Linked DNA regions of Homo sapiens: region 1 is linked to region 2. A link is a loop called in an ENCODE intact Hi-C map of the cell type or tissue named here. Cell type or tissue: mucosa of descending colon. All regions are shown on one strand. Each heading gives the region's core, and the rest is flanking DNA. Links, peaks and the distances in the headings are about the cores only.

Region 1 (10,514 bases), core at 3,177-5,676, 68 kb after region 2:
ACTGTGTTATACATAGAAGACAAAAACACTAATCAAATATAAAAGAGCATGGTCACAGTGCTTGTATTAAAACATGAGGATGCCAATACTGCAACACTCAAGTTTTGAAAAAGAATTGTTAATCACTGACAAGACTCTAGTCTACTATATAAAAAGCTGAGTGCTGATAGCTTTTTCTTTTTATTTGATACAGAGTCTCGCTCTGTCGCCCAGGCTGGAGTGCAGTGGCGTGATCTTGGCTCACTGCAGGCTCCGCCTCCCAGGTTCATGCCATTCTCCTGCCTCAACCTCCGGAGTAGCTGGGACTACAGGCACCCGCCACCACACCTGGCTAATTTTTTGTATTTTTAGTAGAGACAGGGTTTCACCGTGTTAGCCAGGATGGTCTCGATCTCCTGACCTTGTGATCCGCCTGCCTTGGCCTCCCAGGCTGATAGCTTTTTCTACTCCTTCGTGGCATAGCTGGTTTCATTAATTCCTAGGAAAGGGCTTCAGAAAATAAGTAGGGAAGAGATTGTTGAGAGATGGGAAATGCATCATTTTCTTGTCTATACTTGGGGGCATGGTGGCTATTAATGAGCCAAAGGGTAACGACGCTCTGAGGTGACTCAGCACTGACGGGAAGAGAAAATCATCTGAGAGTCATCTTGGCCCAGAGTCAGACTCTAGTTCCCATATTATACATTTTAGAAAGAAATGAAAAGAGGAAGAAGATATCTTTATGAGTAGTATTGAGGACCTGGTACATATGCCTTTTTCTCTCTTACTCGTACTTTCATTCCAAAGTCCAATGTTTTATCGGTGTTTTAAGACAAGCAAAGGACTGACTATCCTCATTCCCTTGCATCTCTTTTACCTAAAAATGAACATATGGTAATTAGACTCAATGACTGTTGGCTGGATGTCTATGTAGGTGTAACTACAGTGAACAACATGGAACACATTAACAAGTACCAGGCATACTTGACTTCATTGAAAAGTTGACTTCTAGCTAGGGAGACAAAACAATATGCATGAAAGAGACATTAAATCACCATTAAATCATTTTAACAGAAAACTTTAAAAGCGTATTACACACTCCCATGACTTCTAAAAAAGAATATTCTAAATGTAATTGGGCTTTTTTTGGGGGGAGTGCTTTTTTTGCAGCTCATTGTTAATATCTAAGTAATGAATTGTATTTTTTTTTCTTTAGATGGAGTCTCACTCTGTCGCTCAGGCTGGAGTGCAGTGGCACGATCTAGGCTTACTGCAACCTCCACCTCCCAGGTCCAAGTGATTCTCTTGCCTCAGATTCCTGGGTAGCTGGAACTACAGGCGCCCACCACCACGCCCGGCTAATTTTTTGTATTTTTAGTAGAGACGGGGGTTTCACTATGTTAGCCAGGATGGTCTCGATCTCCTGACCTAGTGATCTGCCCACCTTGGCCTCCCAAAGTGCTGGGATTACAGGCATGAGCCACTGCGCCCAGCCTATGAATTGTACTTTTTTAAAAAAAAATTATACTTTAAGTTCTGGGGTACATGTGCAGAACATGCAGGTTTTTACATAGCTATACACGTGCCATGGTGGTTTGTTGCACCCATCAACTGGTCATCTACATTAGGTATTTCTCCTAATGCTACCCTTCTCCTAGCCCCCTACCCCCGAGAGGTGCTGTTGTGTGATGGTCCCCTCCCTGTGCCCATGTGTTCTCATTGTTCAACTGCCATTTATGAGTGAAAACATGTCGTGTTTGGTTTTCTGTTCTTGTGTTAGTTTGCTGAGAATGGTGGTTTCCAGCTTTATCCATGTCCCTGCAAAGGACATGAACTCATCCTTTTTTTATGGCTGCATAGTATTTCATGGTAAATTGTATTTTAATGCTAAGATTCCTTCAGGAACTCTCAGGCACATAGAGCTGTCTGGTCCTAAGCAGCTCTGAAGAAAGCAAGCCAAGAAAGCAACTTTGCTTTGTAAAGTTCTGTTTTTCCCTTTCACCTGCTCTTAGTGTCTTCTGAATCACTTTTATGAACTGTTTGATCTTCAGACTGGACATTTCCATGGTTTTCCCTAGATGTCTTCTTGTCATAAAATTCCACAAGACATTCAATCCCTAGCCATTGATTTCTTTCTCTCTTTCACTCACAGGATCATACATTGTTTCAGTGGGCAATGAATGAATCCAGTGGAGCCTTGTCTTACACATCAGATGAAACGGCTGGCTGGTTTAGGGGCCACAGAGATTGAAAATTTGTTTTAAGCATTAGAATCACTCTAAGCACTCTACGATACACATGAGCACAGGCACATGAGAGCAGAGGCAAAGAAGAGCAGATTCAAATCTTCCATGTCACACTCATTCCAGACATATACTAATTAAGTAGAATTGAGGGCATATTCGTACTGTATTTAGAATTTTTCATTTCCTTTTTGTTTTTGGACAAATGGATAGAGTTGAACAAGTTGAATGTTTCAGTGAGCCCACTGTACCTACCACATAAAAGGCAGTGTGTTAGGTTCAAGGCATTCACTGATTTTTTTCTTTTTTTTTTTTGAGACAGGGTCTTGCTCTGTCACTATCACTCAAGCTGCAGAGCAGAGGCGTGATCATGGCTCACTGCAGCCATGGCCTCCCAGGCTCAAGTGATCCCACCTCAGCCTCCAGAGTAGCTGGGACCACAGACCTGCATCACCACACCCAGCTAATTTTTGTATTTTTTGTAGAGACAGGGTTTCACCATGTTACCCAGGCTGATCTCAAACTCCTGGGCTCAAGCAATCCTTCTGTTTCAACCTCCCAGAGTGCTGGGATTACAGCACCTGGCCGATTTTTCACTAAAAGAACATAATCTCTAACAATGTCTATTTTCAAATATGCTTAACATCACAGATTGTTAAGAGCTGGAAGAAGGAAATGAAGATAAGATGTGGACCCTGTCCTTAAAGAGCTTAGAATCAAGTAAGAAAGATTAAACATGTACAGAATTAACTATAATAAAAGGAAGTCTGTGATAAATACCATGACCCAAGTACAAAGTACTATGTTATTTCAGAGAAGGGTGGCCTTAAAACTAACTGGCAATTGGAGGAAAAGGCATCCAGGCAGAGGGAATGGCAAATTACCTAGCAACTCATTCATTATTCTTCATGCTCTACTAATTCATCTTCTTTTTTTTTTTTTGAGACAGAGTCTTGCTCTGTCCCCCAGGCTGGAGTGCAGTGGTGCGATCTCAGCTCACTGCAACCTCCGCCTCCTGCGTTCAAGCAATTCTCCTGCCTCAGCCTCCTGAGTAACTATGATTACAGGCATGTGCCACCACGCCTGGCTAATTTTTCTATTTTTAGTAGAGATAGGGTTTCACTATGTTGGCCAGGCTGATCTTGAACTCCTGACCTTGTGATCTGCCCAACTCGGCCTCCCAAAGTGCTGGGATTACAGGCATGAGCCACCGCGCCCAACTCAACTTCTTTTTTAATTAATAAAAGGATCACTCACTCACTGGCTTCATATTTTATGCTCTTTGAATATATATAGTTGACTGCAGTAAAGTATACTCACTACATATTATTACTTCCTTTTTTAAAAAAACCAGTTCCTATTATGAGTCAGGGTTCTCCGTGAAATCATTTTTTTTTTTTTTAATGTTCTAGCAGGACTTTTTCTTTCTAACCCAGTGTTTCATCCTCCTTTGGCTACTACCTGTTTGCACTGCTGATCCCAAATGCCAAGCACAGTGCTAAGTACAGAAAAAGATCCAGACCTTGTCCTTTTGAATTTCATCCTTCCTTGGTTGCTTATCTGCTAAGAAAACATGACACAAACACATTTCCCCACATTTAGGATGTCAAAGCAGGCGGGAATACTACAGGCAGCATTGCAGAGTGTAGAGGGAGCGGGTCCATAATCAGAGTCCAGGATCTGAATGTGGCTCTATCACTTACCAGCTGTGTGACCTTAGAGAAACTGAGGCTTCCTACCAATAAACCTCAGTTTCTTCATCTGTAAAATGGGGAGAACCAGAGTTCTTAGCTGCCAGGCTTATTCTAAAGATTAAAAAAGATGATGTAGGAAATAAATGAGACACTGTATATAAAGCACTTAGCTATCTATTACGTGCCTAGTTCTTAGTAAGTACTCGGATGTTGGTTAATTTGGTAGTTATAATCAAAGTCATCTTGACCAACCTCTTTCCCAGTGCAGGATTCTGTTCTTTGGCTCCTGCAACAGTATAGATCCTTCACTCTGGTGACAGATCCTTCGCCTCCATGAAGAGAGCTCACTACTGTTTCCAAGCTGCTCAGTGGGCTGTTGAGCAGCAACAACTGTCAGAGAGTTTTTAACTGTACTGAGCTACAACAAGCATCAAATAATTTCCACCCCCGATCCTACCTGTGTCTTCTGGAGCAACACAGAGTAAGTCCCTGCCCTCTACCCTGGGATTCTATCACTCTGCCTAAGGCAACCACATAGGCAGGCAGATAAGTGAAGCACAATTTGGCCATAAAACAAAAAAAGAAAAAAAGTCCAAATGCCACACCTAGATCCCATAAAACTGTTTCTAAGGAGACCATCTCCATCCCCACAGTTCCTGCTCCTTCTAAATCACTGCCCATGGAACAGCCCTGTGCCCCAGTCCACCTGCTCGCCCTTTACATGCTGGCTCAAAGACTTCCAAAGCTGTAACATCCCTAAACACAAGTTACAAAAATAGTTCAGTATCACTGGAGTGTAAAGTTCAAAGCAAGAGGTGAGGCTAGACAGGCAGGCTGGGCATGCTCATGGAGGTCTTTGTACATAAGAAGGGGCTGCAGCTTCACCCTTTTGGCAGTGGTCCCCAACTTAAAAAAAAATTCATGAAAATTCACTTAAATAACACACTTCCCTCAATCACTCAGTGTCACTGAACTATCATAAGGTTTTGAGGAAGGTGGTGGAGGGGAGTGAGGCATGTCCTTCTCCTTAAGAATCACTGCAGCTGGGGGTATACATCAGCAAGGGAGTTAGTAAAAAATACATTTTTAAATATATCATTAGGAAGGTGTGTAAAGGATAGTCTTAAGGCACAATATAGGAGGCAGAGAGACTAGTAGGAAAAAAGTAAAAATAAAGACAAATTCACCATTTATTGAACTAAGCAATTATTCACTAATTCCGATCCTCAAATAATTGAATGGTGGATATTACTGTATTATATCAAATCTAAGACTTCACTGATTGTAAAACATACTATTTTTATGTGCTACTACAAAAGAAAAATGACATACCATTGATTATAAGAAAAATCTTGATTTGAGATGTTAAAATTATAAATGGTACCCAAAAAGTGAGTCTAAAGAATCAATGAGGGCTGCCACCCCGTCTGGGAAGTGAGGAGTGTCTCTGCCTGGCCGCCCATCGTCTGGGATGTGAGGAGCCCCTCTGCCTGGCTGCCCAGTCTGGAAAGTGAGGAGCGTCTCCGCCCGGCCGCCATCCCATCTAGGAAGTGAGGAGCGCCTCTTCCCAGCCGCCATCACATCTAGGAAGTGAGGAGCGTCTCTGCCCGGCCGCCCATCGTCTGAGATGTGGGGAGCGCCTCTGCCCCGCTGCCCCATCTGGGATGTGAGGAGCGCCTCTGCCCGGCCGAGACCCCGTCTGGGAGGTGAGGAGCGTCTCTGCCCGGCCGCCCCGTCTGAGAAGTGAGGAGACCCTCTGCCTGGCAACCACCCCGTCTGAGAAGTGAGGAGCCCCTCCGCCCGGCAGCTGCCCCGTCTGAGAAGTGAGGAGCCTCTCCGCCCGGCAGCCACCCCATCTGGGAAGTGAGGAGCGTCTCCGCCCGGCAGCCACCCCGTCCGGGAGGGACGTGGGGGGGGGGTCAGCCCCCCGCCCGGCCAGCCGCCCCATCCGGGAGGGAGGTGGGGGGTCAGCCCCCCCGCCCGGCCAGCCGTGCCATCCGGGAGGGAGGTGGGGGGGTCAGCCCCCCGCCTGGCCAGCCATGCCGTCCGGGAGGGAGGTGGGGGGGTCAGCCCCCCGCCCGGCCAGCCGCCCCGTCCGGGAGGTGAGGGGCGCCTCTGCCCGGCCGCCCTACTGGGAAGTGAGGAGACCCTCAGCCCGGCCAGCCACCCCGTCCGGGAGGGAGATGGGGGGGTCAGCCCCCCCACCCGGCCAGCCGCCCCGTCCGGGAGGGAGGTAGGGGGGTCAGCCCCCCGCCTGGCCAGCCGCCCCGTCCGGGAGGGAGGTGGGGGGGTCAGCCCTCCGCCCGGCCAGCCGCCCCGTCCGGGAGGTGAGGGGCGCCTCTGCCCAGCCGCCCCTACTGGGAAGTGAGGAGCCCCTCTGCCCGGCCAGCCGCCCCGTCCGGGAGGGAGGTGGGGGGGGTCAGCCCCCCGCCCGGCCAGCCGCCCCGTCCGGGAGGGAGGTGGGGGGGGTCAGCACCCCCGCCCAGCCAGCCGCCCTGTCCGGGAGGTGAGGGGCGCCTCTGCCCGGCCGCCCCTACTGGGAAGTGAGGAGCCCCTCTGCCCGGCCAGCCGCCCCGTCCGGGAGGGAGGTGGGGGGGTCGGCCCCCCGCCCGGCCAGCCGCCCCGTCCGGGAGGGAGGTGGGGGGGTCGGCCCCCCGCCCGGCCAGCCGCCCCGTCCGGGAGGGAGGTGGGGGGGTCGGCCCCCCGCCCGGCCAGCCGCCCCGTCCGGGAGGGAGGTGGGGGGGTCGGCCCCCCGCCCGGCCAGCCGCCCCGTCCGGGAGGGAGGTGGGGGGGGGGGGGGTTGGCCCCCCTGCCCGGCCAGCCGCCCCGTCCGGGAGGTGAGGGGCACCTCTGCCCGGCCGCCCCTACTGGGAAGTGAGGAGCCCCTCTGCCCGGCCACCACCCCGTCTGGGAGGTGTGCCCAACAGCTCATTGAGAACGGGCCAGGATGACAATGACGGCTTTGTGGAACAGAAAGGCGGGAAAGGTGGGGAAAAGATTGAGAAATCGGATGGTTGCCGTGTCTGTGTAGAAAGAAGTAGACATGGGAGACTTTTCATTTTGTTCTGCACTAAGAAAAATTCCTCTGCCTTGGGATCCTGTTGATCTGTGACCTTACCCCCAACCCTGTGCTCTCTGAAACATGTGCTGTGTCCACTCAGGGTTAAATGGATTAAGGGCGGTGCAAGATGTGCTTTGTTAAACAGATGCTTGAAGGCAGCATGCGCGTTAAGAGTCATCACCAATCCCTAATCTCAAGTAATCAGGGACACAAACACTGCGGAAGGCCACAGGGTCCTCTGCCTAGGAAAACCAGAGACCTTTGTTCACTTGTTTATCTGCTGACCTTCCCTCCACTATTGTCCCATGACCCTGCCAAATCCCCCTCTGTGAGAAACACCCAAGAATTATCAATAAAAGAATAAATTAAAAAAAAAAAAAAAGAATGGACTTTCCCAGGCCAGCTGTGGTGGCTCACGACTGTAATCCCAGCACTGTGGCAGGCCAAGGCGGGCAGATCACCTGAGATCAGGAGTTCAAGACCAGCCTGACCAACACGGAGAAACCCCGTCTCTACTAAAAATAAAAAAAATTAGCTGGGCGTGGTGGTGCATGCCTGTAATCCCAGCTACTTGGGAGGCTGAGGCAGGAGAATTGCTTGAACCCAGGAGGCAGAGGTTGTTGTGAGCTGAGATTGCACCATTGCACTCCAGCCTGGGCAACAAGAGGGAAACTCCATCAGAAAAAAAAAAAAAAAGGACTTTCTCAAAGAAAATGTATTTAAATGTCTGCACCAATAATTCCAGCATGTGTATGAATAAATATGATATGTCCTTTAAAAAAAAAAAAAAAAAAAAAAAGAATCAATGAAATGTGATATCATCCCTGTTTTACAACTGAAGAAAACTGAGGCACAAAGAGGTCTTTAAGAGGGTTGCATAAATTACACAGTTAGAATCTGGTAGAGTCAGAAGCCCACAAAGGCAATTCATGCAGAATCCCACTTGAGGAACACAGGGTTCCTAGTTCCTCCTGAGTGCACCCAGAGGTTATCTCCCAAGGGAGCAAAGGCAAAGTGAAAAGTGAGCCCACCCCGAAACTAGCCAGTATGCACAAGTCATAACCTTCAAAGGCAAGGTCTAATTAGAATTTGGTTTTAAAAAATGGGCCTTGGCTGGGTGCAGTGGCTCACGCCTGTAATCCTAGCACTTTGGGAGGCTGAGGAGGATGGATCACTCGAGGTCAGGAATTTGAGACCAGGTTGGCCAACATGGCGAAACCCTGTCTCTACTAAAAAATACAAAAATTAGGGCTGGGCGTGGTGGCTCACGCCTGTAATCCCAGCACTTTGGGAGGCCGAGGTGGACAGAGCATGAGGTCAGAAGTTCAAGACTAGCCTGGCCAAGATGGTGCAACCCCGTCTCTACTAAAAAAATACAAAAAATTAGCCAGGCATGGTGGTGCGCACCTGTAATCCCAGCTACTCGGAAGGCTGAGGCAGGAGAATTGCTTGAATCCAGGAGGCAGAGATTGCAGTGAGCCAAGATCACACCACTGCACTCCAGCCTGGATGACAGAGTGAGACTCCATCTCAAAAAAAAAAAAAAAAAAAATATTCGCTGGGCGTGGTGGTGCGCACCTGTAGTCCCAGCTACTCAGGAGGCTGAGGCATGAGAATTGCTTAAACCCGGGAGGCAGAGGTTACAGTGAGCCAAGATCATGCCACTGCACTCCAGCCTGGGCAACAGAGTAAGACTCTGTCTTAAAAAAAAAAAAAAAGAAAAGAAAAGAAAAGAAAAAGAAACCCACAAAATTGGGACACATATCTATTTCACATCAACTAATCAACTCTGACTGTCCTGTATTGTTTGGATAACCAACAAAGTATTACATACTGACACTATTCCAAAGGCGTTTACAATCTACTAGAAACAGTTAGAATTAAAAACTTGAGAGCATGAGCAAGAAGACAAACAGTTTGGAGAACTACAATACCGAAGTTTAGAGAAAGCTTCATCAAAAGTAAAAACTGGGCTGGGGCTGGGCACGGTGGAGGAGAGACAGGGTTTCAACATGTTGGTCAGGCTGGTCTTGAACTCCTGACCTCAAGTGATCCATCCACCTCGGCCTCCCAAAGTGCTGGGATTACAGGTGTGAGCCACCGTGCCTAGTTTATGAGCTTCTTACAGGTAGAAAATTTGAGTTTTATATCTTTGTATCTCTATATTTAGCGCAGTGTCTTTTTCCTAATGAATGCTTAATAAATGATTGTTGTTTGGTAATCAGAGAAAAGACAAAAACACTCTCAGACATCAGTACTTCATCAAGGTCAGAGAGCCAAGGTAAAGACAAATGATTTGCAGAAAGCCTCTAAGGAGGGAGGCACTCGCCTCCCACATATAAAAACCATTTATTCTGTTAAGAAATTTTATTTTAAGTCATCTTAAATTCATTTGGGAAGTATAGAAGATATAAATGCCCAATAATCAGAGAAACTGAAAAGCTGCCATGTGGGATACCTTTCCTAAGATTCAACCATGTTTTCTTCTTATTAGAGCACTCCTCTATTTTTCTGTTACTAAAATTTCTAGCTTCCCTTCTACAAAGTGATAATAAAAATCAAACATTAACTTTTCCTCTAAGAAAATCCATGAAAAAACCATGGTCATCATTGGTAATATTCAACTAGTTCAGGTTCTCCTCCCTCTTGGGCACATAATAGGATCATTTCCCCATCCCTTGGGTGGGAGCATGTGACTGATTTTGATCACTGAAATGTGAGTGTACGAGGATGTGTCACTTCAAGAGCCGGAACACACACATGCCCAGGTAGAAGCATATGTTGAGGAGATTTCCATCAGCCTGGACCTCAGAGGAACTACAGTCAGCAGACACACCACAATGGCCACATAGCACGAGTGAAAAAATAAACCTTGCTCTCATAAGCCATTGGGATTTTGGAGTAATGCATTACCTAGCCTACCTTGATTGATACAAAAATCAAGCCTGGAAAAGGGTTCTTAGTTAGGAATCAAGAGATTCTGCTTTGCTGGGTGTGGTGGCTCACACCTGCAATCCCAGCACTTTGGGAGGCTGAGACAGGCGGATCACCTGAGGTTGGGAGTTTGAGACCAGCCTGATCAACATAGAGAAACTCCGTCTCTACTAAAAAAAAATACAAAACTAGCCGGGTGTGGTGGCGCACGCCTATAATCCCAGCTAGGCAGGAGGCTGATGCAGGAGAATTGCTTGAACCCAGGAGGTGGAGGTTGCAGTGAGCCGAGATCACGTCATTGCACTCCAACCTGGGCAACAAGAGCGAAACTCCATCTCAAAAAAAGAAAGAAAAAGAAAGAAAGAAAGAAAGAAAGAAAGAAAGAAAGAAAGAGAGAGAGAGAGAGAGAGAGAGAGAGAGAGAAAGAAAGAAAGAAAGAAAGAAAGAAAGAAAGAAAGAGAAACTCTACTTCTTATCTTAGAGTAGGCTAATCCTCTTCTGCAATATAAGGAATAATAGCAAGAACAATAAAATTGAATCTCAATTCCAGCCTTTCAGGGTGCCTATAAATCAGCAACCAAAGCAAAATACAATTCGTTTTAT
Region 2 (10,514 bases), core at 4,955-7,454:
TTCTTGGTGACAGTTGGCCAGAGCCCTGTATGCTTTGATTTTTTTGTACTTAAAAAGAAAAAACACACACACACAACAAAAATTTGGTTTGGCCTTGTTTTTTGTTCATCAACCTGGGTTTTTCTTGCCTCTGGAAAAGGAAACATGTTTTCCTTCTGTGGGGAACAAGTTCTGCTGCTCTTTCCTTCTCTAATCCAGGCCTGCCAAGGTTTGGGTGGGCCCTCATTTGTCAGTTTGACCATATTTATTGCACTGGAGCTCCAGGGCCAAAAGCTCCACCTGGCTTGCTGTGCAAGGTAGCACAGGTGGGCTAAGCTTGGGCCTGCCCACTTGCCTCAGCCACATCACCACTGCCCTTTTGTGTTCTTCGGGTGCATTCCTGGTGACTGCTGGGGTGGGTGCATGCAGCTGTGGACAGACAGACAGGAGCCCCAAATGGGGAGACCACAGTCCCAGAGACCTGTCATTTAGGGCTCTTTCACAATGACATGAAATTTTCTTCAAAGAATACTGGGAGTGGTTCCTACGTGCTAGGCCCAGTGTATTAGTTTGCGAGGGCTGCCATACTAGAATGCCACGGGCTGAGTGCAGTGGCTTACGCCTGTAATCCCAGCACTTTGAGAGGCTGAGGTGGGAGGATCCCTTGAGGCCAGGAATTCGAGACCAGCCTGGGCAACATAGCAAGACCTTGTCCCTACAAAAAACTTAAAAAAACAACAACCACAGACTGGGTGGCTTAAACAACAGAAATTTATTTTCTCACAATTCTGGAGGCTAGAAGTCCAAGATCAAGGTGTAGGCAGGTTCAGTTTCTTCTGGGGCCTCTCTCTGTGGCTTGCAGATGACTGCCTGTTCGTTGAGCCCCTACATGGTCACACATCTGTCTCTATTGTCTGTGTCCTGATTTCTTATAAGGGCACTAGTCATGTTGGATCAGGACCTACCCTAAGGGACCCATTTAACTGTATTTACTCTTTTAGGGATCTTTCTTCTAATACAGTCACAGTTACATTCCGAAGTATTGGATGTTAGGGCTTAAACATAAGAAACTTCTTTTTTTTTTTTTTTTTTGAGACAGAGTCTTGCTCTGTCGTCCAGGCTGGAGTGCAATGGTGCAATCTCGGCTCACTGCAACCTCTGCCTCCCGGGTTCAAGCGATTCTCCTGCCTCAGCCTCCTGAGTAGCTGGGATTACAGATGCCTGCCACCATGCCCGGCTAATTTTTGTATTTTCAGTAGAGACAGGGTTTCACCATGTTGGCCAGGCTGGTCTCGAACTCCTGACCTCAAGTGATCCACCTGCCTCGGCCTCCCAAAGTGCTGGGATTACAGGTGTGAGCCACCACACCCAGCCAAACATAGGAAATTTTTTTTTTCTTTTTTTTTGAGAGGGAGTCTCACTCTGTCGCCCAGGCTGGAGTGCAGTGGCATGATCTCAGCTCACTGCAACCTCTGCCTCCCAGGCTCAAGTGATTCTCCTGCCTCAGTTTCCCTAGTAGCTGGCCTAGGTGCCTGCCACCATGGCTGGCTACTTTTTGTACTTTTAGTAGAGACAGGGTTTCACCATGTTGGCCAGGCTGGTCTTGAACCCCTAACCTCCAATGGTCCACCCGCCAAGGCGTCCCAAAGTGCTGGGATTACAGGCGTGAGCCACCACGCCCAGCCAGACATAGGAATTTTATGGGAACACAGTTCAGCCGCCTCAGCCTCCCAAAGTGCTGCTATTACAGGCATGAGCCACTGCGCTCAGCCATACAGGAATTTTATGGGGACATAATTCAGCCCATAACACCATGTGTTAGGTGCCAGAGAGAAAATATTCCCCAACTAATGTGAATTACAGGGAAATAAATGATCAGAGCCCAGGTCCTAAACACAAGGATGGGGGTTTGTGTGAGGTGCTTAGGGACCAGGATGCGGTAACCTGGTGGGAGGCGAGGTTGGCAGTACCATCTCATTCTTGAGTTACCTGATTCCTTAGTCCTGCTGCCTTGATTGCGGTGTCTTAAGAGTAAGAGGCACTGCCAGGATCTTGGGAAAAGGATGCCAAGATCTATTAGCAAAGGCTCCCGTGGGCATGGGAGCCAGCAGTGGTGGTAACTTCCTTCTGTATCTGCTGACTCAGGGAGGAGAGAGTGCAGAAGAGGTGACCTTGGAGCTGGGTGTTGAAGGATATGCAGGAGTTTATCAAGAGGAGTGAGGGAAGAGAGGTCCAGGCAGGAGCAACAGCATGAGCCAAGTCGAAACAGAAGCGTCTAGTGTCTAGAGATGACAGAGAAAAGTGGCAAACAGAGCCGGAAAGGGGCTTGGAGGCAAGTTTGTGGGGAGTTCCACGTGGTGGGTGATGAGGTTTTGGCCTCCGTTTCCCGAATGATGGGCAGCACTGAGGGTTGGGAGTTGGGGGTGAGCTGGTAAGAAGTCTGCTCTCAGTCCCTTCGGCCGCTTCATAGAAATGGAACCAGGCAGGAGGCCACTGCAACAGTCCAGCTTGAGAGAAAGGGAGAGGCAGCACAGAGCATGAGCTGCCTGATTTCCTGGGCTTGAGCTCTTGGCGTGTGGGGCTTTCCCCTCTCATCCTGCAAGGTTGCCCGTTGCCTCTGACACGCCCTGTGGCATCAGGCAAGTCACTCTTTCTGAGCTTCAGTTTTCACAGTTCCTAAAGGAGGAACTATCTTGGGTGGTGCTGAGGTACCTTCTTCCTCTAACCTTCCAGAAGTGCTCTGGTTCTGCCCTTAGGGCCCTGCTGTCCCGAGGGGCTGTCAGCCACAGCTGGAAGGATGAGAAAAATCCAGGCAAGGTTAGAGTAGACACACAGCATTGGGGCCCAGGTTGCGCATTCTACTCGGCTCTTACTTGCTGTGTAACCAAGTGAGACTGACAGATAAGCTTTGGAACCTCCCTGAGCCTCAGTTTCTTCAACTGTGAAGTGGAGACAATAATAGACCTACCTCTCAGGGTTTTAATACTTGGCACATAGTAAGTGCTCAATAAAATGAGTACTGAGGCCAGGCATGGTGGCTCACGCCTGTAATCCCAGCACTTTGGGATGCCAAGGTGGGGTGATCACTTGAGGTCAGGAATTTGAGACCAGCCCGGCCAGCATGGTGAAACCCCGTCTCTACTAAAAATACAAAAAATTAGCCTGGCGTGGTAGTGAGCGCCTGTAATCCCAGCTACTCAAGAGGCTGAGGCAGGAAAATCGCTTGAGCCCAGGAGGTGGAGGTTGCGGTGAGCGAGATCGTGCCACTGCAAGCCTAGGCGATAGAGTGAGACTCTGTCTCCAAAAAAAAAAAAAAACAAAACAAAAAAAGGAAAAAGAAAATGAAAGATTGCGTTAGCTATGCTGACTCCACAGTCTCGAAAGGCTGAGTCAGAGGAGCCACCAAGGCTGCTGCCTACAGAGCCTCAGCACCTTCCATTCCTGCTGGACTTGAGTGCTGAGGGCAGGCAAGAGCGCTGGGCAGGGAATCAGCCGCCAGAGTTCTAGTTGGTTCCTGCTCTTTGACCTTGACCAAGGCTCTGCAGGCATTCCTCTGGCTCTGTGTATCCTCACTGCATTCCAGGATCAGCCATGGAGGTCCTGATGAGTGCCAGCATTGTACACTGCCAGGTGGCATCGTCAGAGGTGTTTGAACCAGAGCGATTCCATCTTGAATAGGGGCTAGGCAAAATGAGGCTGAGACCTGCTGGGCTGCATTCCCAGGAGGTTAGGCATTCTTAGTCACAGGATGAGACAGGAGATCGGCATAAGATACAGGTCACAAAGACCTTGCTGATAAAACAGCATGCAGTAAAGAAACCAGCCAAAACCCGCCAAAACCAAGATGGTGACAAAAGTGACCTTTGGTCATCCTCACTGCTCATTATGCGCTGATTATAATACCTTAGCTGCTAACAGACACTCCCACCAGCGTATGACCGTTCACAAATGCCACAGCAATATGCAGAAGTTACCCTGTATGGTCTAAAAAAGGGAGAAACCCTCAGTTCTGGGAAATCCCCACTTCTTTCCCAAAAAACTCATGAATAATCCACCCCTTGTTTAGCATATAATCAAGAAATAAGGCTGGGCGCGGTGGCTCACGCCTATGATCCCAGCACTTTGAGAGGCTGAGGTGGGCGGATCTCCTGGGGTCGAGAAACCCCATCTCTAATAAAAATACAAAATTAGCCGGGCATGGTGGTGCATGCCTGTAATCCCAGCTACTTGGGAAGCTGAGGCAGGAGAATCGCTTGAACCCAGGAGGCGGAGGTTGTGGTGAGCCAAGATCGCACCATTGCACTCCAGCCTGGGCAACAAGAATGAAACTCCGTCTCAAAAAAAAAAGAAAAAAAAAATCAAGAAATAGCTCTTAAGTTTACTCAGTTGAGCAGCCCATGCTGCTGCCCTGCCTGTGTAGTAGCCATTCTTTGATTCCTTTCCTTTCTTAATAACTTGCTTTCATTTTATGGACTTGCCCTGAATTCTTTCTTGCATGGGCTCCAAGGATCGAGACCTCTTTCCAGTAACGGCACAAGCATGGCAGTATAGACGTCACGCACTCCACCCCAGCTCCAGATGGAGAACTGGCTTCCACTTCTGTGCAGGGAGTAAAGCCAGACAGTGGTTCCAGTTCAGTTCTACTGAGTTGTGACTTCATCTCCTTGCCCTGCAGTTTCCTTATCTGTAAAGCTGACATAAAGATATTCCTTATCTCATGGTACGGTTTAGAACTAAATGAAATAATGTGCATAAACTCTTCTCCCTGGCAGGCCAGCTCTCTCCTCTGCAATGTCCAGGGATCCTAGAGCCCATTAGAAACTCAAGATGGTGAGGCCGGCCCCTCCCACAGCTGGTCCCCAGAAGGTCAAGTGCCAGCCACGGCCGCTGGGTACTGGCGACAGGAAGGGTTGGCCCAAAGTGGCTGGCGGAGCTTAATCTGGGGCGGCCCAGGGAGCCTCCTGGCTGGTGGAGGGACAGAGCACCATCATCCGGGCTGGCCTCCGCCCTTAGCTCACCCTACTCTTTGATGTGCAGATGGTGGTGGGGGATGGGGGGCCTTCCTGGCCCCAGGCCTGCCTGCTTCTCACAAGGGGGAAGAGGGCCAAGGGTGATAATAAAACCCAGCTCTCCTTATGCGTCAGGCCATTTGCTAAGTACATGTATCTCCTTCAATCCACACACCAGCCCAACAGCTCTGACACTGCCTCGTTGTGCAGATGAGACCTAGGCTTGGGCATGTGGGTCCCTTGTCTAAGAAACTGAAACCAGACCTGCTGGACTCCATGATTCCAGCCTGCGGAGCTGGCTGTGGGTGTCTGTTGGAGGTGACTCCTAAGGACCCCTGTGGCTGTTCCCGCCTTCTCCCCCTCCTCTCAGCCTTGGATGTTCAACTGGGCCTTGCGGGGCAGAGGCTGAGGGGAGCCTGCCACAGTGGGGCTCCATTTGTCAAGAAATGCTCACCAGGGCCAATGTGTGCGTGGAGCTGCGCTGGTCCCAGGCCTTCTCAGAGTTGGCCCTGACCATCTTCTGCCCCAGGCGATGTGGAGGGCACAGCCCCCACTTTATGAGCCTGGCAAAGCTGTCCCCACCCCATGGTTTGCCTGCTCCTCAGCCCAGCCCATCCCTGTGTGCTGCTCTAGAAAACAACCTCTTTATGCATTGGTACCCACACCCCACTCCACCCTTCCACCACGGAAGACGGTGGGGCGTGCCCTTGGCCAGTGAAGGGTGGCACCAGGTATGGGACCCTGTGCTTGCTGCCTTCACTGCACAGACCTGTCCCGCATTGTCCCAGGTATCCCAGGTGTTCCCGTGGAGCAGGAAGAGGGGCACGGCCAGCACCCTGCACCCTTGCCTCATGTTAAGGAGGGTGCTTCCTGGAGAGCACTCCCTGCGCTCTGCCAGGGCCCCTCTCACCACTCACTGCGGGAGCACTGGGTCCACAGCTCCCCACCACCCAGCAGCTCCAGCTGCCATCAGAATAGGAATAAAAGGAGCCCTGCAAACCACCCAGCTAGCTCAGTCAATAGAGCATGAAAAGGAGCCCGGAGTCCTGCAGGCAGACATGGAGGCACAGGCGCAGGGCACCTGCAGGAAGGGCCGGCAGGCTGGGCACGTCTCCCCTCCTGTGCTCTGGGGTCCCAGACTCCACGGTGCTCCGCATGCACCCAGCTTCCCCCACCCGGCCTCCCCAGCTGCTGTATTGACCCACTCCTGCTTTAGTTTAGTAATGAGTCTCACTCATCTAGAAATCCTTTATTTACATTTTCTCTTAGAAAAAAATATACAGATCTGCTGCCCTGTTGATTCCTCAGATTTAGGGTCTTTAGGGAAAGGTGAAAGAGGGTACAGGGCGGCCCCCAGCAAGGCCGTTCATTGTCCATCGAGAGCTTCTGCTCATCTGGCCCTGGAGCTGGGCTTCCCTGAGATCAGCCCCAGGGCACTGGGCGACAGGTGCCATGCCAGGCCTAGGGCGGGGTTGGCATGAGGGGCAGGGGCTGGGAGGTGCTCAGGCAGCCTGGGTCATCAGGAACTAGACTGGCTCACAGGCAGAGAGAACGTGGGCTGGAGACTTTGTCCTTGAGGGGAGGACACTGGTGCCTCGGGCTCCAGGAATGGAGGCCCTGCACCAGCCGCTGGGATGGACACATGTGGGCACCTTGCATGGGGGCCGGGTGACTTCAAGGGCTGGGGACTATTTGCTGTTTTCTGTGAACCACTGGAGCACCACCTCCTTGTTCTCCTTCACCCACTTGATGTTGGCTTTCGTCTTCTCCAGGGCTTGCTCCAGGGCCCGGGTGCCTGAGCCGAAGCCTGTTTCCTCGTTGTCCTTCTTGAACTGCTCCAGCTGCCAGAAAAACAAAAGATTCTCAGTCCGGCTGGGTCCCTAACAGCCTTGAGGAGGAGCTCTCTCAGGCCTCTGGCTTTCCACTCCCACTTTAGAGTCCCCATGGATGGGACCACACCCTGTTCCAGGGATAGGCAGGACGTCCACCTTGCTCCCGGGCAAAGTCCTTGTGAACACAGAGGTTGCAAAATGACAATCCCAGGCAAAACCTGGCTCAGGGAGATTCTGGCCTTCAGGTGTAATATTTTATTATAATATCAATCCAATCAAGAGAGTAGAGAGGGGCTAATGAAGCAACCAGCCAAATCTAAAATGTGGAAATTTCTATACCACAAATGATCCAGTTGCTTCAGTAAATAAATGGGTTTAAAAAAAAAATACTCCTACAAATTAGAAGAGTTATCAGTCCTGGAGGTTCTAGCCAGGCAATCAGCCAAGAGAATGAAATGAAAGGAATCCAGAAAGGAAGAAGTAAAACTATGTGTATGACATGTTTGCATACATAAAAATTTTAAGGAATCCATTAAAAAATCTATTAGAACTAATGATTTCTGCAAGGTTGCAGGATACAAGAGCAATACACAAATATCAATTGTATTCCCATACATTAGCAATGAAAAACCTGAAAATGAAATTAAGAAAACAATTCCATTTACGATAGCATCAACAAGAATAAAATATTTAGGAATAAATTTGACAAAATAAGTGCAAGACTGGAATGCCAAAAACTACAAAACATTTTTGAAAGAAATTAAAGAACACCTAAGTAAAAAGAAAAAAGACCCAAATAAATCTGTGTCCATGGACTGGAAGATTTAGCATCATTAAGATGGCAATAGTCCCCATATTGCTCTAGAGATTCAATCCCATCAAAATTTTAACTACTTTTTTTTTTTTTTTTTTGCGGAAATTGATCAGTGATCCTAAAATGCATAAGAAATTGCAAGGGACCCAGAATAGCCAAAACAATATTGAAAAAGAACACAGTTGGCCAGCCTGGGCAAGATGGTGAAACCCTGTCTCTGCAGAAAAATACAGAACATTAGCCGGGCATGGTGGCATGTGCCTATAGTCCCAACTACTCAGGAGGTTGAGGTGGGGGGATCACCTGAGCCTGGGAAGTTGAGGCTGCAGTGAGCTGTGATCTCACCACTGTACTCCAGCCTGGGTGACAGAGTGAGACCCTTTCTCAAAAAAAAAAAAAGCAAATTGGAGGACTCACACTTCCCAATTTTAAAACTCACTACAAAACTATAGTAATCAGGACAGTATGGTACAGGCATAAGGATGCAAATATAGATGAATGAAATAGAATTGAGAATCCAAAAACAAACCCTTATATTTACCGTCAATTGATTTTCAACTAGGTTGCCAAGACCATTCAGTGGGAGAAGAACAGTCTTTTCAACAAATGGGACTTGGACAACCGGATATCCACATGCAAAAGGAATGAAGTTGGACCCCAACCTCATATCATATACAAATATTAAGTCAAAATAGATCAAATGCCTACGTTTGAGTGAAAACATAATAAAACTCTTTTTTTTTTTTTTTTTTTTTTTGAGGCAGAGTCTTGCTCTGTCATCCAGGCTAGAGTGCAGTGGTGCGATCTCAGCTCACTGCAAACTCCGCCTCCCGGGTTCAAGCAATTCTCCTGCCTCAGCCTCCCGAGTAGCTGGGATTACAGGCGCCCGCCACTGCATCCAGCTAATTTTCGTATTTTTTAGTAGGGACGGGGTTTCACCATCTTGGCCAGGCTGGTCTTGAACTCCTGACCTCATGATCCACCTGCCTTGGCCTCCCAAAGTGCTGGGATTACAGGCGTGAGCCGCCATGCCTGGCCAATAAAACTCTTAGAAAAAACATCGTCAGGTCTTTTGTGGGTTTGAAAAATTTTTTTGAAATAAAAAAATAGGTATAAATCTTCATGACCTTGGGTTAGACAATACTTTCTTAGATATGATACATAAAGTATAAGCAACCAAAGGGAAAAAAAACAGATAAATAGGATTTCATCAAGATTTAAAATTTTGGGTATCAAAAGACCTATTAAGTGAGTGAAAAGACAGTCCATAGAATGGGAGAAATACTTGCAAACCCTATCTCTGATTAAGGGTCTAATATTCAGAATATATAAAGAACTCTTACAATAAAAAGACAACCCAATTTTAAAATAGCAAAAGACTGGGCACAGTGGCACATGCCTGTAATCCAAGCTACTCAGAAGGCTGAAGTGGGAGGGTTGCTTGAGCCCAGGAATTTAAGGACAACCTAGGCAACATAGTAAGACCCTCTCTCGAAAAGAAAAATAGTCAGTTTTACCCATTTCTCCAAAGATACACAAATGTGTATAAGGCCAATAAGCACATGAAATATTCAACATCATGTCATTCATTACTCATTAGGGAGATATAACTGAAAACCATAATGATACCACTTCCTACCCACTAGATGACTATACTAAAAAAAGAGGGAAAGAGAGATAAGTGTAGACATGGAGCAATTAGAACCCTCATGTGATACACTGCTAATAGGAATGGACAATGGTACAGTTGCTTTGGAAAACATTTTGTCAGTTTCTCAAAAAGTTAAACACAGAGTAACCAAATGACCCAGCAATTCCGCTCCTAGGTGTATACCCAAGATAAATTAAAACATGTTTGTACAAAATTTGCACGTGAAGGTCCATGATATTCATCACAGCCAGAAGACTGAAACAACCCAAATGCCCATCAATGATGAGCTGAAAACAAAATGTGGTACATCCATGTAATGGACCATTATTCAGCCATAAAAAAGAATGATCCCTGCTACCGTATGCATGAATCTTGAAAACATTACACTAAGTGAAAGAAGGCAGACAGACACAAAAAGGCTGTGTGTATATGATTCCATTTTATGAAACATCCAGAATAGGTAATAAATCCATAGAGACAGAAAGTATATTAGTGGTTGCCAGGGGCTGAGGGGACCAGGTAGGAATAAGGAGTGACTGCTAATGAGTACAAGGTTTTTTTTTGGCGTAATAAAAATGTTCTGGAATTAGACAGTAGTGATGGTTGTACCACATGGTTTTTTTCTGTTTGTTTGTTTGGTTTGGTTTGGTTTTGGTTTTTTGAGACAGGGTCTTGCTCTGTCACCCAGGCTGGAATGCGGTGGCACCACCTCCGCTCACTGCAACCTCTGCCTTCCTGGTTCAAGCGATCCTCTCACCTCAGTCTCCTGAGTAGCTAGGACTACAGGTATGCACCACCATGCCCAGCTTATTTATTTATTTATTTATTTATTTATTTATTTATTTAGAGATGAGATCTTATGATATTGCCCAGGCTGGTCTCAAACTCCTGGGTTCAAGGGATCCTCCTGCGTTGGCCTCCCAAAGTGCTGGGATTACAGGCATGAAGCACCCCACCCACCCTACCTTGTTAGTTTACTGAAAACCACTTAAAATGGTGAGTTTGATGGTCCATGAATTATATATCAATTTTTTTTTTTTGAGACAGAGTCTCACTCTGTCGCCCAAGCTGGAGTGCAGTGGCACAATCTTGGTTCACTGCAACCTCCGCCTCCTGGATTCAGGCAATTATTCTGCCACAGCCTCCCGAGTAGCTGGGACTACAGGCACCCCCCACCACACCCAGCTAATTTTTGTATTTTTAGTAGAGACAGGGTTTCACCATGTTGG

Evidence for each region. Hi-C counts contacts between places; a loop is a spot of excess contacts. Peaks named below come from ENCODE experiments on the same cell type or tissue, not always from the same donor. Only the 100,000 strongest peaks of a DNase experiment are listed, where the experiment ranks them.
Region 1: a loop joins it to region 2, with 2.6 times the contacts of the local background. A loop is called at or near these places in 6 of 110 quality-filtered maps.

The regions. Positions count from the first base shown.
Region 1 is chr15:89,848,193-89,858,706 of GRCh38, forward strand. The region is part of intron 8 of ARPIN-AP3S2 (ARPIN-AP3S2 readthrough); the gene reads right to left. All of the region lies in intron 4 of AP3S2 (adaptor related protein complex 3 subunit sigma 2), which reads right to left. It overlaps MIR5094 (microRNA 5094), which reads right to left and starts at 2,529; the gene lies at 2,445-2,529. RefSeq lists enhancers at 14-1,213, 3,525-3,574. In mucosa of descending colon, for the core only: no CTCF peak of the experiment used is centred there; a DNase peak (open chromatin) is centred at 4,616; H3K4me3 peaks cover 389 bases.
Region 2 is chr15:89,778,673-89,789,186 of GRCh38, forward strand. It overlaps ANPEP (alanyl aminopeptidase, membrane), which reads right to left. Exons shown (of 21, transcript NM_001150.3): 21 at 6,223-6,829. The coding sequence ends at 6,677. It overlaps MESP2 (mesoderm posterior bHLH transcription factor 2), which reads left to right. Exons shown (of 2, transcript NM_001039958.2): 2 at 1-82. Among named protein-coding and RNA genes, the nearest start is that of MESP2, 7.6 kb to the left of the region's middle. RefSeq lists enhancers at 3,266-3,325, 4,390-5,052, 5,053-5,714, 5,715-6,377. In mucosa of descending colon, for the core only: no CTCF peak of the experiment used is centred there; DNase peaks (open chromatin) are centred at 5,689, 6,119, 6,479 and 6,919.